2 separate regions of the Homo sapiens genome follow, and region 2 is linked to region 1. A link is an interaction called in ENCODE POLR2A ChIA-PET data of the cell type or tissue named here. Cell type or tissue: HepG2. All regions are shown on one strand.

Evidence for each region. Peaks named below come from ENCODE experiments on the same cell type or tissue, not always from the same donor. Only the 100,000 strongest peaks of a DNase experiment are listed, where the experiment ranks them.
Region 2: POLR2A ChIA-PET joins it to region 1 with 39 read pairs; 7 of 35 experiments call an interaction of 5 or more read pairs at or near these places.

Annotation. Positions count from the first base shown.
Region 1 is chr1:121,582,955-121,590,954 of GRCh38, reverse strand. No RefSeq gene overlaps it. Among named protein-coding and RNA genes, the nearest start is that of SRGAP2-AS1, 190 kb to the right of the region's middle. RefSeq lists an enhancer at 3,196-4,023. In HepG2, a CTCF peak has its summit at 4,351; a DNase peak (open chromatin) is centred at 4,324.
Region 2 is chr1:121,517,880-121,525,879 of GRCh38, reverse strand. It overlaps the pseudogene EMBP1. Among named protein-coding and RNA genes, the nearest start is that of SRGAP2-AS1, 120 kb to the right of the region's middle. In HepG2, no CTCF peak of the experiment used is centred here; DNase peaks (open chromatin) are centred at 2,599, 3,589, 6,249 and 6,779; H3K4me3 peaks cover 1,524 bases.

The DNA.
Region 1 (8,000 bases):
ATTTCCTTAATAGTTGTAGAGCTATGCAATTATCTTTTTCATACTGAATAATCCTTGGTACTTTATGTGGTAGTTGTATAGCCCATTTCATCTAAATTGTCAAACTTATGTGTGTAGAGTTGTTCATACAATTTCTTTATTATCCTTTTGATATCTATAGGGTCTATAATTATATTGCCTGTTTCATTTCTGGTATTGGTAATTTGTCTCTCTGTCTTTTTTTGCTGTCAGTTTTGTTGGAGCTTTGCCAATTTTATCGTTATTTCCAAAGAACCATCTTTTTGTTTCATTGATTTTCCCTGCTGTTTGTGTATTTAATTTCATTGACTTCTGCTGTTATATTCATAATTCTCTTCCTTTAGCTTGCTTTGGATTTTTGTTCTTCATTTTCTAGTTTCTTGGTGTGGGAGCTTAGGTGGATTTGAGGCTCTTTCTCTTTTTTAACATAAGAATTTAACACTATAAATGTCAGCATTGCTTTAGCTGCATGCCCAAATTTTTGATGTGTTAAATTTTCATTTTCTTTCTATCCCATTTACTTTTAAAATTTCCCCTAAGACTTCCGCCTTGACTCAAGAGTTATTTACAGGTGTGTCTTTTAACACCCAAGTGTGGATATATTTCTGTTATCTCTATTACTAATGTATAGTTTGATTCCATTTTTGTCACAAAACATACTCTATGATTTCAATTCTTTTATATTTTTTGGTGTTAAAGTCCAGGATATAGTCTATCTTGGTAAATGTTCTATATGTATGTGTGTATTCTGCTGTTTTTAGTATTCTAAACATATAAATTAGATGATGTTCATTGATGGTGTTGTTTTATATACTTGCTCTGTTCCTGTCTAGTTGTTCTAACAGTTGTTGGAAAAGGCTTGTTGATGTCTCCAAACATAATTGTAAATTTGTCTATTTATTATTTCAGTTCTATCAGTTTTTGCTGATGGTCTACCACATATTTTGCAACTCTATTGTTTAGTCTATATTTTCTTGGTGGGTCCTTTTATTATGTAATGTCCCTTTTTGTTCCTGGTAATTTTCTTTGCTCTGACATCCATTTTATGAGATATCAATATAGTCACTCTTGCTTGCTTTTGATTAATGCTTATATGGCAAATACATTTCCATCCTTTTACATTCAACCTACCTATATTGTTCCATTTGAATTGAGTTTCTTGTAGGCAGCACATAGTGGGGTTCTTTTTCATCCACTCTACCAATCTCTGTCTTATTGGTATAAGAAGCCTATTTAGATTTAGGGTAATTATTAATTTATTAGAACCTAAGTCCACGATTACTTTTATTTTCCATTTCTTCTGTTTTTCCTTACTGTTTTCCCTTCATTCCTGTGAGTTACTAGAACTTTTTTAGAATTCCATTTTGATTTATCCATACTTTCTTAGTGGTTGTTCTGGGTATTATATAACTGATTATGTAACTTTAAATATAATTTGTTACAATTTATTGATATTAAAATTTTACCAATTTGAGTGAAGCTTAAAAACCTTACCTACTTTTATGTCCCTTTATCTTGCTCCTTTATAAGTATCTTCAATATGTCCTTTACATTTACATTACATTGAGAACCAGATCAGTGTTGTAACTTTTGCTTTAATAGTTAAAAATTAGAGAAAAATTAAGAAGGGAAGACTGTCTATTATATTTGATGCTTCTACTCCCTCAAGAAAGTGTTATTTCTCCCTTCCTGATGTTCTCCAAATCCTTCTTTTATGATTCCCTCCCTCTTTGAAGAACCTTCTTTAACCATTTTTTTAAGGTAGGTCTGCCAGTTTCTTAGCTGTTTTTATTAAGGATATCCTGATTTCTATTTCATTATTCAGAGATTCTTTCATCAGATATAGAACTTTGGACTGCCTACTCTACTTTTCTAGGAGCATTTGGAAAATGTGATACTTCTTTTGTCTTCCATAGTTTCTGATGTGAAATCCACTGTCATCATTTGGTTTTCCCCAGTAGGTGAGGTATTGTTTCTCTATCTCTGCTTTTAAGGTTCTCTATCTTTAGTTTTCATAATTTTGATTATGGTGTGTTTTGACCTGGATTTCCTTCAGTTTATTCTGTTTGGGGTTTGCTCAGTTTCTTCAATGTGTAGGTTAATGGCACTTGTTAAAGTTGGGGAAATTTTCAATCGTTATTACTTTGAATATCTTTTCAGCCCAACATTTTATCCTCTCCTTCTGCAATACCAATAATACAAATGGTATATCATTTGTTACAAGTCTCACAGGGCCTGAGGCTCTGTGCATTTTGCATTTTTTTTCCAGTCTATATTACCTCTGTTATTCAGAATAGATAACCTTTATTTTCTTTATCTCTTACATCATCTATTTGTTTTCTGTCACTTTCTATTCGCTGAGGTTATTTTTCATTTGTTCCTAGCTGCTCATGATGCATTTTGATGATGGCTGCTTTAAATAATTGTTAGGTAATTCTAACATTTGATTCATTTTGGTTTTGGCATCTATTGGTTTTTTTCTTAATCAAGTTGAGAATTTCATGACTCTTGGTATGTTTTTTATTGAAACCTAATATTTTAGATATTATGAGATTCTAGATCTTATCTAAATTGGTTTAGTAGGCCTCCTCTGACACCACATTACTGGGGAAAGAGATACTCACTTCACCTTATTACTGTCAGGTAGAGTTAGAAATCTAAATTCCTCATTTTGCCTCCATTAAAAATCCAGGGTAAGAGGGGTACCTGGTTCCTCCACATCCAGAGTGGGAGTTCAGGCTTCTTAATAGGAATGAAAGGGGTTCCTTATCACCAGTTCAGGTGACAGTCTTGGCTCCCAGCTCCCTACTTGGGGAGGCTTTGCTGCTGGAGGTGGAGGTGGGGCCACAGTAGCTGTGTAAGTCAGAATCTTTTACTGTTTGTTTTATAAGACCTAATGTTGTTAGCTGTGCTTACCAGGAGTGGGGGAAAGCATATCTACTCAGTCTTTCCAGAAGTTGATCTCCCAATAATTGTTTTCTAATGCAGTCACCAAAAAACACAATTACTCACTTCCTTTAAGCTGGCCTCACATGCTTTAGAACACACACACTTATTTACCAGTCATTAATCATTTTAGCATATAAGTATTTCAAATAAGAGTCAAATAAAATACATAGTGAAATATTGTATATTCCCCTTAATATTTTTTCCTCTTAACTGTTAGAAACATTAAAATGCCCTACTTGGAATATTGATTCTCTTTTGTAGAAGTAGACATTTTCATAGAATATAAATTTTGAAATATTTTGCAAGCATTTGTGCTGAATCAACCTAAACTAACATGGCAAAATTAAAAAAAAAAAAAATTACCCAGAACAGCGGGAGTCTGGCAATATGGCCAAATAGGAAGAGCTTTGGTCTGCAGCTCCCAATAAGATCAATGCAGAAGGTGGGTGATTTCTGCATTTCCAACTGAGTTACAAGGTTCATCTCACTGGGACTGGTTGGACTGTGGGTGTAGCCAAAGAAGGGCGAGGTGAAGCAGGGTGGGCCATCACCTCACCTGGGAAGTGCAAGGTGTTGGGGAACCCCCTCTCCTAGACAAGGGAAGCCATTAAGGACTGTACTGAGCACTCTGGCCCAGATACTGCGCTATTACCACAGTCTTCACAACCCGCAGACCAGGAGATTCCCTTCGGTGCCTACACCACCAGGGACCCTGGGTTTCCAGCACAAAACTGGGTGGCCATTTGGGCAGACACCGAGCTAGCCGCAGGAGTCTATTTCTCATACCACAGTGGCACCTGGAAAGCCAGTGAGACAGAACTGTTCACTCCGCTGGCAAGGGAGCTGAAGCCAGGGAGCCAAGTGCTCTGGCTCAGCGAGTCCCACCCCCACGGAGCCCAGCAAGCTAAAATCCACTGGCTTGAAAGTCTCGCAGCCAGCACAACACAAGAGTCTGAGCTCGACCTGGGACACTCCAGCTTGGTGGGGGGAGGGGCATCCACCATTGCTGAGGCTTGAGTAGGCAGTTTTCCCTCACAGTGTAAACAAAGCCACCAGGAAGTTCAAACTGGGTGGAGCCCACCACAGCTCAGCAAGGCCTCTGAGGCCAGACTGCATCCTCTACATTCCCTCTCTGAAAAAAAGGCAGCAGCCCCAGTCAGTGTCTTATAGATAAAACCCCCAACTCCCTGGGACAGAGCAACTCTGGGAAGGGGCAGTTGTAGGCGCAGCTTCAGCTGACTTAAACGTCCCTGCCTGGTAGCTCTGAAGAGAGCAGCAGATCTACCAACAAAGCGTTCAACCTTTGTTTGAACTTCGTTCAAACTTTGTTTGAAAGTGGCTTTGTTTACACTCTGATAAGGGACAGACTGCCTCCTGATTGGGAGACACTTCCCGGTAGGGGCCGACAGACACCTCATACAGGAGAGCTCTGGCTGGCATCTGCTGGGTGCCCCTCTGGGACGAAGCTTCAAAAGGAAGAAACAGTTAGCAATCTTTGCTTTTCTGCAGCCTCCACCGGTGATACCCAGGCAAACAGGGTCTGGAGTGGACCTTGAGCAAACTCCAGCAGACCTGCCGCACAGGGGCCTGACTGTTAGAAGGAAAACTAACAAGCAGAAAGGAATAGTATTAACATCAACAAAAACGACGTCCACTCAGAGACACCATCCGAAGGTCACCGACTTCAAAGACCAAAGGTAGATAAAATCCAGGAAGGACAAAAAGGCTGAATATTCCAAAAATCTGAACGCCTCTTCTCCTTCAAAGGATAATAACTCCTCACCAGCAAAGGAACAAAACTGGATGAAGAATGAGTTTGATGAATTAGTAGAAGGAGGCTTCAGAAGGTGAGTAATAACAAACTCCTCCAAGCTAAAGGAGCATGTTCTAACCCAATGCAAGGAAGCTAAGAACCCTGAAAGAAAGCTAAATGAATTGTTAACTAAAATAAACAGTTTAGAGAGGAACATAAATGAACTGAAGGAGACGAAAAACACAGCATTGTAACTTCCTGGAGCATAAACAAGTATCAATAGCCAAATCAATCAAATGGAAGAAAGGATAACAGAAATTGAAGATCAATTCAATGAAATAAAGTGAGAAGACAAGATTAAACACACTGAAAAGAACAAAGCCTCCAAGAAATATGGGACTACGTGAAAAGACCAAATGTACATTTGATTGTTGTACCTGAAAGTGATGGGGAGAATGGAACCAAGTTAGAAAATACTCTTCAGGATATTATCCAGGAGAATTTCCCCAACCTAGAAAGACAGGTCAACATTAAAATTCAGGAAATACAGAGAACACCACAAAGATAATTCTCGAGAAGAGCAACTCTAAGACCCATAATTGTCAGATTTACCAAGGTTGAAATGAAGGAAAAAATATTAAGGCCAGCAGAGAGAAAGGTTGGGTTACCCACAAAGGGAAGCCCATCACACTAACAGCAGATCTCTCAGCAGAAACCCTACAAGCCAGAAGAGAGTGGGGGCCAATATTCAACATTCTTAAAGAAAAGAATTTTCAACCCAGAATTTCATATCCAGCCAAACTAAGCTTCATAAGTGAAGGAGAAATAAAATACTTTACAGACAAGCAAATGCTGAGAGATTTTGTCACCACCAGGCCTGCCTTAAAAGAGCTCCTGCAGGAAGCACTAAACATGGAAAGGAACAACTGATACCAGCCACTGGAAAAACATACCAAATTGTAAAGACCACCGGTGCTATGAAGAAACTGCATCAACTAACAGGCAAAATAACCAGCTAGCATCATAATGGCAGGATCAAATTCACACATAACAATATTAACCTTAAATGTAAATGGGCTAAATGCCCCAAATAAAAGACACAGACTGACAAACTGTATAAAGAGTCAAGACCCATTGGTGTGCTGTATTCAGGAGAGCCATCTCACATGCAGAGACACACATAGGCTCAAAATCAAGGGATGGAGGAATATTTACCAAGCAAATGGAAAGCAAAAAAAAAAAAAAAAAAGCAGGGGTTGAAATCCTAGTCTCGATAAAACAGACTTTAAACCAACAAAGATCAACAAAGACAAAGAAGGGCACTACATAATGGTAAAGGGATCAATGCAACAAGAAAAGCTAACTATCCTAAATATATATGCGCCCAATACAGGGGAACTCAGATTCATAAAGCAAGTTCTTAGAGACCTACAAAGAGACTTAGACTCCCACACAATAATAGTGGGAGACTTTAACACCCCACTGTCAATATTAGACAGATCAATGAGACAGAAAATTAACAACAATATCCAGGACTTGAACCAAGCTCTGGACCAAGCTGACCTAATAGATATCTACAAAACTCTCCACCCAAATCAACAGAATATACATTCTTCTCAGCACTACATCACAATTATTCTAAAACTGACCACGTAATTGGAAGTTAAACACTCCTCAGCAAATCCAAAAGAACAGAAATCATAACAAACAGTCTCTCAGACCACAGTGCAACCAAACTAGAACTCAGGATTAAGAAACTCACTCAAAACTCCACAATTACATGGAAACTGTACAACCTACTCCTGAATGACTACTGGGTAAATAACAAAATGAAGGCAGAAATTAATATGTTCTTTGAAACCAATGAGAACAAAGACACAACATACCAGAATCTCTGGGACACATTTAAAGCGGTGTGGAGAGGGAAATTTATAGCACTAAATGCCCAGGAGAGAAAGCAGGAAAGATCTGAAATCGACATCCTAACATCACAATGAAAAGAACTAGAGAACCAAGAGAAAACAAATTCAAAAGCTAGAAGAAGACGAGAAATAACCAAGATCAGAGCAGAACTGAAGGAGAGATATGAAAAACCCTTCAAAAAAATCAATGAATTCAGGAGCTGGTTTTTTGAAAAGATCAACAAAATTGATAGACCGCTAGCAAGACTAATGAAGAAGAAAAGAGAGAAGAATCAAATAGATGCAATATAAAATGATAAAGGGGATACCACCACCAATCCCAAAGAAATACAAGCTACCATCAGAGCATACTATACACATCTCTATGCAAATAAAGCAGAAAATCTAGAAGAAATGGATAAATTCCTGGACACATACACCCTCCCAAGACTAAACCAGGAAGAAGTTGAGTCCCCGAATAGACCAATGACAAGTTCTGAAATTGAGGCAGCAATTAATAGCCTACCAACCAAAAAAAGCCCAGGACCAGACAGATTCACAGCCAAATTCTACCAGAGGTACAAAGAGGAACTGGTACCATTCCTTCCTAAACTATTCCAAACAATAGAAAAGAAGGAATCCTCCCTAACTCATTTTATGAATCCAGTGTAATCCTGATACCAAAACCTGGCAGAGACAAAACGAAAAAGAAAATTTCAGGCCAATATCCCCGATGAACATCTATGCAAAAATCCTTGATAAAATACTGGCAAACCAAATCCAGCAGCACATCAAAAAGCTTATCCACCACCATCAAGCCAGCTTCATCCCTGGGATGCAAGGCTGGTTGAACATACACAAATCAATAAACATAATCCATCACATAAACAGAATCAATGACAAAAACCACATGATTATCTCAATAGATGCAGAAAAGTTCTTCAACAAAATTCAACACCCCTTCATGCTAAAAACTCTCAATAAACTAGGTATTGATGGAACATATCTCCAAATAATAAGAGCTATTTATGACAAACCCACAGCCAAATTCATACTGAATGGGCAAAAACTGGAAGCATTCCCTTTGAAAACTGGCACAAGAAAAGAATGCCCTCTCTCATCACTCCTATTCAGTACAGTATAGGAAGATCTGGCCAAGGCAATCAGGCAAGAGAAAGAAAAAAGGGTATTCAATTAGGAAAAGAGGAAGTCAAATTGTCTCTGTTTGCAGATTACATGATTCTATATTTAGAAAGCTCCATTGTCTCAGCCCAAAATCTCCTTAAGCTGATAAGCAACTTCAGCAAAGGCTGAGGATACAAAATCAGTGTGCAAAAATCACAAGCATTCTTATACACTAATAACAGACAAACAGAGAT
Region 2 (8,000 bases), 65 kb after region 1:
AGGTATCTAAATTCCCTTTCAGGTTCTCAGAAGTATATAATTGTAAGGCTATTAAAAGCTTCTGGCTTGGGATTAGGGACACATTAGTACAATAACCTCAATAACTTCAAAAATGCCAGGAAAAATGCTATTTTCAAAGAAAAGAATAACAACTCTTTAAAGGTAACATTCTTTATTTCGATTCTAACATTATTTGAGATATTCTATGTTTAAATAGCGGCAATTTTTATTAGGAATAGAGCTTATTTTTAGCAAAGTGTTGTGAGGTTTGTTATCTTACATCAGCATGTATGTGATAAGTTGTTAATTTCTAACGTTCACCTTATATTGCGCAATATGTGAGACCAGCTATACAAAGTTAATGTCAAAAGATTACACTTTAGAACAAATAGCCTCAACACATGTGATTTGTTTCTGTTGGAGGGCATATACACCTTTGGAAAATGATACCTAAGAACCTTAACAGATTTCTCAACTATTGTTTTAGTTTAATGCCTATGTAAACTGAAGCTTTCTCAGGTAAACTAATTCTTTTTGTTTCTTTTCAAACAATCTCAAAGTAGCAGAAACATTTCAAGAACAGAACATTTTCTCCTCTGAACCATGTGAGAGTAAGTTTCTGACCTGATGCTTCATGCCCCACTTAAACATTACCATCTATTTCCTACAAAGGACATTCCCCATACCATCCCAATACAGCCATTAAAATCAAGAAATGAATATATACGAAGCACCATCTGGTCCCCATACCCCATCTAAGTTTCAGAAAAAAAGTCCCTACAATGGACTTGGTAGCAAAATGTTCCAGCTCAGAATCACCCATTGCCATTGGCTGTCACTTCTCTCTAATGTGGCTTCACTCTGGAACTGCAACAGTCTCTTCTGACTTTTCCATAACCTTGACACTTTTTAAAATTCCAAGACAGTTCTGCTGTAATATGATTATATTTGAGGCAGGCACCTTTGGCAGGAACATCATAGAAGTGATGCTGTGCTCTTCTCACCATATCGTCTCAGATGGCACACCATTTTTTTGGTCTTTGATCATCTGATCAAAGTGCTATCTGCCAAGCTTCTCCACTATAAAGTTACTCTTTTCCCCTTGATATTAATAAGCATATTCTGAAGAGTTACTTTGAATCTTTAGTACATTGTACCCCATCAAAGTTTTCATTGATTCATTTTTTAATTTGCATCAGTTGGTACTCATGAATCCCCATATTATTAAATGGGTTACAATCCACTAATATTATTATTTATTTTGATGCTCAGTTTTGTCCCAGATTTGTCCAGTGGGAACCCCTTCATGTTGGCCTCTGTATCTTTTTGACATGACTCATTATCCTTTGAGCACTCCATTGCTTTCTGGCACAAGATGTTCTAGGCTTATCTGCTACTTTCCCACACTAGCCCTGAAATCAGCCATTTCTCCAAGAAGCCTTGGTTACTGTTAGTAAAGAATGGTATTTAGAATCCAAGATCTGGGTGCTAAATATACTCATCACTACTGGAAATCACTGCTAAGAATACATGTGCACATATTCATATACACATACAACTTATAATGTATATCATATATATTTATGTATATGATATGCATGATATGTATTCATGATACATATATTTACACATATACTTGTTTAAATCTATATACCTATATAGACATAGGTAAAGAGATAGGGATTTAATGTCATGGATTCCCATGGATACTGCCAACTGCAATCCAACACCACAGGGTTCATTCTACTTTTTCTCTATCTTTATTTCATTCTTCTCTAGTGAAAAACCTAGATCCTATTATCTTTCCTAGATTTAATTATTTGATCAGTCACCCTGTATATTGCTAAACTCTCATTGCCACTGCCACACCTGTCCCCACAGAGATGTCTCCTTACCCACTCAGGCTCCAACCTCCATCGCTGGTCTGACCCTCCTACATGCTTTCCTCCACATCGTGTTTGGGATCAAACATCACCCATCTGCTGCTCCTGCACAAAAGCCTTGTTAACTTGCTGAACTCTGGGACCCTGTGTCAAGCTGCCCGCTGCAGGAGCACCCATTCACTGTGCTCAGGCCCTAATACTCCATACCAGGCTGCCCTCTTGCCTGGATGCCATCCTTACCAAGGTCAGCCTCAGATATCCTGATCTGGGCCCCTTGGGCTCCACCCACTTAGTGAGGATGTCTCCTTGCTCTTCCCCACCAAATAACTATAGGATCTATCGAGGGAAAGATGAGAGGGAGGAGGGAAGAGAATGAGGGTGACAGAAGATGAGGAAGAGTCAGTTGCCCTAATTCTTAACAAATGTTTTAAACATATGATTTTTTTGTGATGATAAATTTAGGGTAAAGATGTTCATGCATCACAAACATCACTATTAAACGTAGGCTTAGGCTGGGCACAGTAGCTCTTGCCTATAATCCCAACACTTTGGGAGGCCAAGGCAGGAAGATCGCTTGTGCCTAGGAGTTCAAGGCCAGCCTAGGCAACGTAGTGAAACCCCATCTCTACAAAAAATACAAAAATTATCCGGGTGTGGTGGCATATGCCTGTAGTCCCAGCCATGTGGGAGGCTGAAGTGGGAGGATCCCTTGAGTCCAGAAGGTCAAGGCTGTAGTGAGCCATGAGTGTGCCTTGGTACTCCAGCCTGAATGACAGAGTGAGACCCTGTCTCAAAAATTAAATGAATGAATGAATGAATAAATAAATAAATAAAGGTAGGCTTATGGTTAATCTGTTCCCTTTAAACAGATTTTGGTCTTTGATCATTTGATCAAAGTGTTGTCTGCCAAGCTTCTCCACCATAAAGTTACTCTTTTGCCCTTGATACTAATAAGCACATTCTGAAGAGTTACTTTGAATCTTCAGTACTTTGTATCCCATCAAACTTTTCATTGACTCCTTTTTTAGTTTACATCAGTTGGTACTCATGAATTCCCATATTATTAAATGAGTTGCAATCCACTAATATTATTATTTATTTGATGCTCAATTTGTCCCAGATTTGTCCAGTGGGAACCCCTTTAAATGTCCTTAAAGGTAAAAAACTGCTAGCATGTTCTACTGAGATATGGGCTAACAATGTCAGACATATGTGGGTGCTAGAATAATATTTGCTTCAAAAATATTTATTACTAGAAAGCTACTGTGTTTGGGGTGAGGGTTTAGTAGGGAAGGGGGTTCATAAAGGGAATGCAAAAGCCACGTCCTATGGAAGTTAAAAGGATCATTTAAAATGATTCTACTGCAAACATTTTTCAAAAGATAAACATGACCCATTTCTCCAATTTGTGCCATGTAATAGTAATAATAATGATATTTAAAAATTCCCACTGATGTATCCTTTACAAAGATATATTACATGTCTTATTTAATCAAAAAACCTTAGAAGAGTCCCTGTACCTAATTTTATTCCAGGACTCAAACCGTGTCAGCATGTCATTCAGTGCAAATCAGACATTTAAATGCGTAGGCTATGCTGTCAGTAGTTCTGAACTTTCACAGACATTTCCAATTAACTCAGAGAGACAACTGGATATTGTGTTTAAGCACTGTGTTTAAGCAAACAGGTACTGGATGGACCAATGCCAAATTTCCCGCTCTGCTGCTTAACTAAGTATGTGTACTTGGGCAATTATTAAACTAAGCCCCGATTTCTTCATCTTGAGCCCAGAAGGTCAAGGCTGCAGTGAGCTGTGAATGTGCCTCTGCCCTCCAGCCTGAGCAAAAGAGTGAGAATTCCCCAGGAGTGCAGAGGTTCTCAGAACTGCAATACTCTGAGATGAATTTTGAAAGGTGAATCAGGGATAGAAGAATTGGGGATACCCAGAACGGAGAAAAATGTCCTGGACAATTCTATTTTTTTTCAGCTGGAACTAAAAAAAATGCTAACTCGTAGGGCTATACATTTATAACTATTCTTATTATTAAAATTTGACTCAAAGTCTTAGGTTAACAGAAAACCTATGTCCAAGTGTGTAGGTCTATACATCTAGGTAAAAAATATCCAGTAAACCTCACAATATCCTTTTGCAAAGAGAAAACTGAATTTTGCAGAGATCAATACCGAATCTAGAAAACAAGCTGAGAGTGCCTGACAATTTTTAATTCTGGCTTAAATTCGATGCTAACTTCATAACTTTTGTCTTGTACATTGTTCCACAATTTTAGCTTAAGTGGAGCTAAAAGGACAGAACTTATACCATATACATAGAGGGACATCCCCTCCCCCATTCATCTTATTGATATACACCTTCATTTATTCCACTTTCATTTGTTTCCTACCTTTTTTTCTCTCTCTCTTTAGAGATCTTCTCTGCATATCAACTTAACCGTGATGCCTATGGAATAAGTATTTATCTAACAGTGCACTCTCTAGGCCATATCATTTTAAAGCTGTGGTTTTTAACCAGCTCAAAATCACATTTAAAGCTACATGGGGAGCTGATAAAACTTCTTAATGCCCACACTGAATCCCAAGCCAAACGAACCAGAGTTTTGTAGGGAAAGATCCAGGTATCAGGATTTTTCAAGCTCTCTGGTGATTCTGACATACAGTCAAGTAGAGAATCAAAGTTCTACAATGAATCCAGAATGCACTGGTTCTCAGAACCGCAATACTCTGAGATGAACCAGGGATAGAAGAATTGGAGATACCCAGAAGGGGGAAAAATGAACTGGGCAATTCTGTTTCTTTTTCTTTTTTTTTTCTTTTTTTTTTTTTTTTTTTTGAGACAGTTTTGCGCTGTCACCCAGGCTGGAGCTTACTGGCACCATCATCATCATAGCTCACTGCAGCCTCAAACTTTGGGCTGAAGCAATCTTTCTGCCTTGGCGTCCCAAGCACCTGGGACTACAGGTGTACATCACCACAACCGCACTTTAAAAATTTTTTTTAAATAAATAAGGGACCTTGCTATTTTGCCCAGGGTGGTCTTGAACTCCTGGATTCCAGCCATCCTCCCACCTCAGCACCCCAAAGTGCTGGGATTACAGGCCTGGACCATTCTTTATAAGTGGTATTATGGAAAAGAGATATGGCACAAGGAAATTTAGAACTGAAGCAACCCAAGATGTTCTGTCCAAGTTGTTAACAACTAGACCTTTTAAAAGGCATTTATAAAAATTAATAGTCTTACCTTTTGATTATCCTTCTTTCTCTATGGTGTGTTACAAAAATTCCACATATTACAAGCCCATGAAAATAAATTCCCATGAGAGTTTGAAAACTTTTTGCAGAATAATGTCCCAATTTTAGTTACTGGTGGCCAATATTTACCAACTTGAGAGGTGGTGTTTTATTACCCTTACTGGCTGTTAACAGTTATGACACAGAAACTTGCAATAGGTTGGATGGAATCCTTTCAATATGAAAAGTAATTATAAACAGGTGAAGGTACAATGGCAAATTTCGTGTTGGCTTTGGTAATGTTTTGCATATAATCCCTCTGTCAAAGTGTCTTAAATAATAAAACAAGCAAAAATCACACACACACACGCACACACACATTTTGTTTTCAAAGACCACGGTGTAAAATGAAGATACACACACGTTATCCTTTAAGTTGTGGATCTTTGGTTGGCTAGTTGGTTATGATGTTTTTTCCCCCGCTCAGCTCTAAAAAAACATCCTCGGCAAGGTGAGGTGGCTCACACCTGTAATCCCAGCACTTTGCGAGGCCGAAGCGGGCGGATCACCTGAGGTTGGGAGTTAGAGACCAGACTGACCAATGTGGAGAAACCCCGTCTCTACTAAAAATGTAAAATTAGCCGGGCTTGGTGGCGCATGCCTGTAATCCCAGCTACTCTGGAGGCTGAGAGAGAAGAATCGCTTGAACTCGGGAGGAGGAGGTTGCGGTGAGCCGACATCACGCCATTGCACTCCAGCCTGAGCAACAAGAGCAAAACTCCGTCTCAAAAAGAAAAAAGAAAAAAAAAATTCCTCAAAGCCAACCCACCTGACAAAAGGAGGGAAGGAGCTGATACTCGAGCCTCACTCTCGAATCAAGAAAAGGGAGTAGGCCTTGGGGAAATGTGGCTTTCAAAATTCATGCCACATTTGCACAAGCCAAATCGCTATCTGGTCCCTGCATCCACCCACACACCCCACTGCCGTCTTCCTAGGAAACACCAGACTCTGCCCTGATACCTACGCGCCCGACTCGCGGGGCGCTGTTTGTTTAAGACTCGCCCCCAAAGAGCGCGGGAGCGCGAGCGGCACCAGTTCCAGGGTTCAGCTCAGGTGACACAAACGTAGCCAATGGGAGGCTGCCGCCGACTCTCGCCACCCGCCCTCACCAGCATCCCCGCGCCTCTCCCCGCCAACCCTGCCCGGAGCGCCAGCGATGCCCTCTGCCCGCGGGGACCCGAGCCTCGCGCGCCCTCCGCCCTCCCTACCCTGGCCCCTGTACCCATCACACCTGGGGCACTGCCGTCCGCCGAGCTTGGGCGCGCGGCGGCGAGAAGGCACTGGAGGAGGAGAAGCAGCCGGGGCGTAGGCGCCCTCGCCCCCAGCAGGCCGGGGAGGGCGCGCATGGCGCCAGAGGGTCCGCCTCAGTTCTCGTGGAGACTGCTCCCTCAGCTCGCCGCCGCGGGTGTCCGGAATCCCTCCGCACACTCGCAGGTGGCCCGGCACCCGCAGCCAGTGCCGCGGGCAGGACGCTGAAGAAAAGGCGGAATGGGAGGGGCCCGGCCGCCTTGCCCTACTCCCCGAGACGCTCTTACCGCGCCCGGCCTTCCATCAGTTATGCAGCCCTCAGCCCGCTGCTGGCGTTCCCGGATGTGCGGTGCTACTCCCGGCTGCAGCCTCTCCGGCCTCCGCCCTCTAGGCTCTAGCAGGTCGGGAGAGAGCTTGGGCAGGTGATGTGTAGCCCATCGCGTGGGGAGAGGTTGAAACTATCCCTGCAGACTGGCCTTTGCACTTCATCTGAGGCAGATTTCACTAATTTTCGTTGATGGGACAGATGAGAGACACTTTCCTCCTCCCCGACCCCGGACATCTTTGGGCTTTCTTATGAGGGAGGCTTATTTTTGCGCAGGTGTAAGGTTTTATCCAGCTGCCAGACAACTTGTACTGATCTTTCTTTGCTTTGCCTACTAATCACACACACCCTCTCTTCTAGCCTGTGAAGACTTAACTGATTTTCTACGGATGAAGGTTTCAGTGTCCCAAGGCCCCATACCGTATCTGATTTTACTTTATTTTTGTTTGTTAAGCCTAACAGCTTCTGAGGAGCCACGTAGAGCTCAAGAAGCAAAAGCTACTGAGAGTAGATGCTATGTAAACTGCACAAGACGTTGACCTTTGTTAAATCCGAACACTGTTTAAGATAATGCTATCTCTTACCCACGAGGCTGTAGCTTGGAATATTCAGTGCTCTGAACCAAATTAAATAAATTAGTGCTTTATCCGGGAGGGGAGGAGAAATCTATGTTGTAACATTGAAACACATTGATTTGATTTCTCTCCAGGATGTTATAACGCATTAAAAGATATTTTAAATATTTTTCACGAGCTTTGTTTCCTCTCCCTTTATTTTTTGAAGTTCAGCTTTCACATTCGTAAATTCAAAATATATCAGCGTTAAAAAAAAAAAAAAGGATTGGAAATAACATAAGAGACAAATTTTGAAAATTGAACTATTTAACAAAACCTATGCTTATTCCAGGCAGGAATGGTTAATTTGTAATTGGTACGTATTACTAAAACATGTCCGTTTTTGTTTTAGTATTATATGCGCAAAACTTTGGAAACAGATGTAGATTCTTCAAGTTGGCAGTGAGAGAATATGAATAATACAATTCATTCAACCATATTATCTACCAGGTGCCAGTCATTGTGTTCAAAAAAGGCTAGATAGGCACGCATGCACGAATGCACGCATGCACACATGTACACACACACACACACAAATTAGACAACTATTTATCTGTGAATAACAAATCTTAGAAAAGCCTCTTCTCAGAAAATTATGGTCACAATGATTAAAATCTTTTGAAT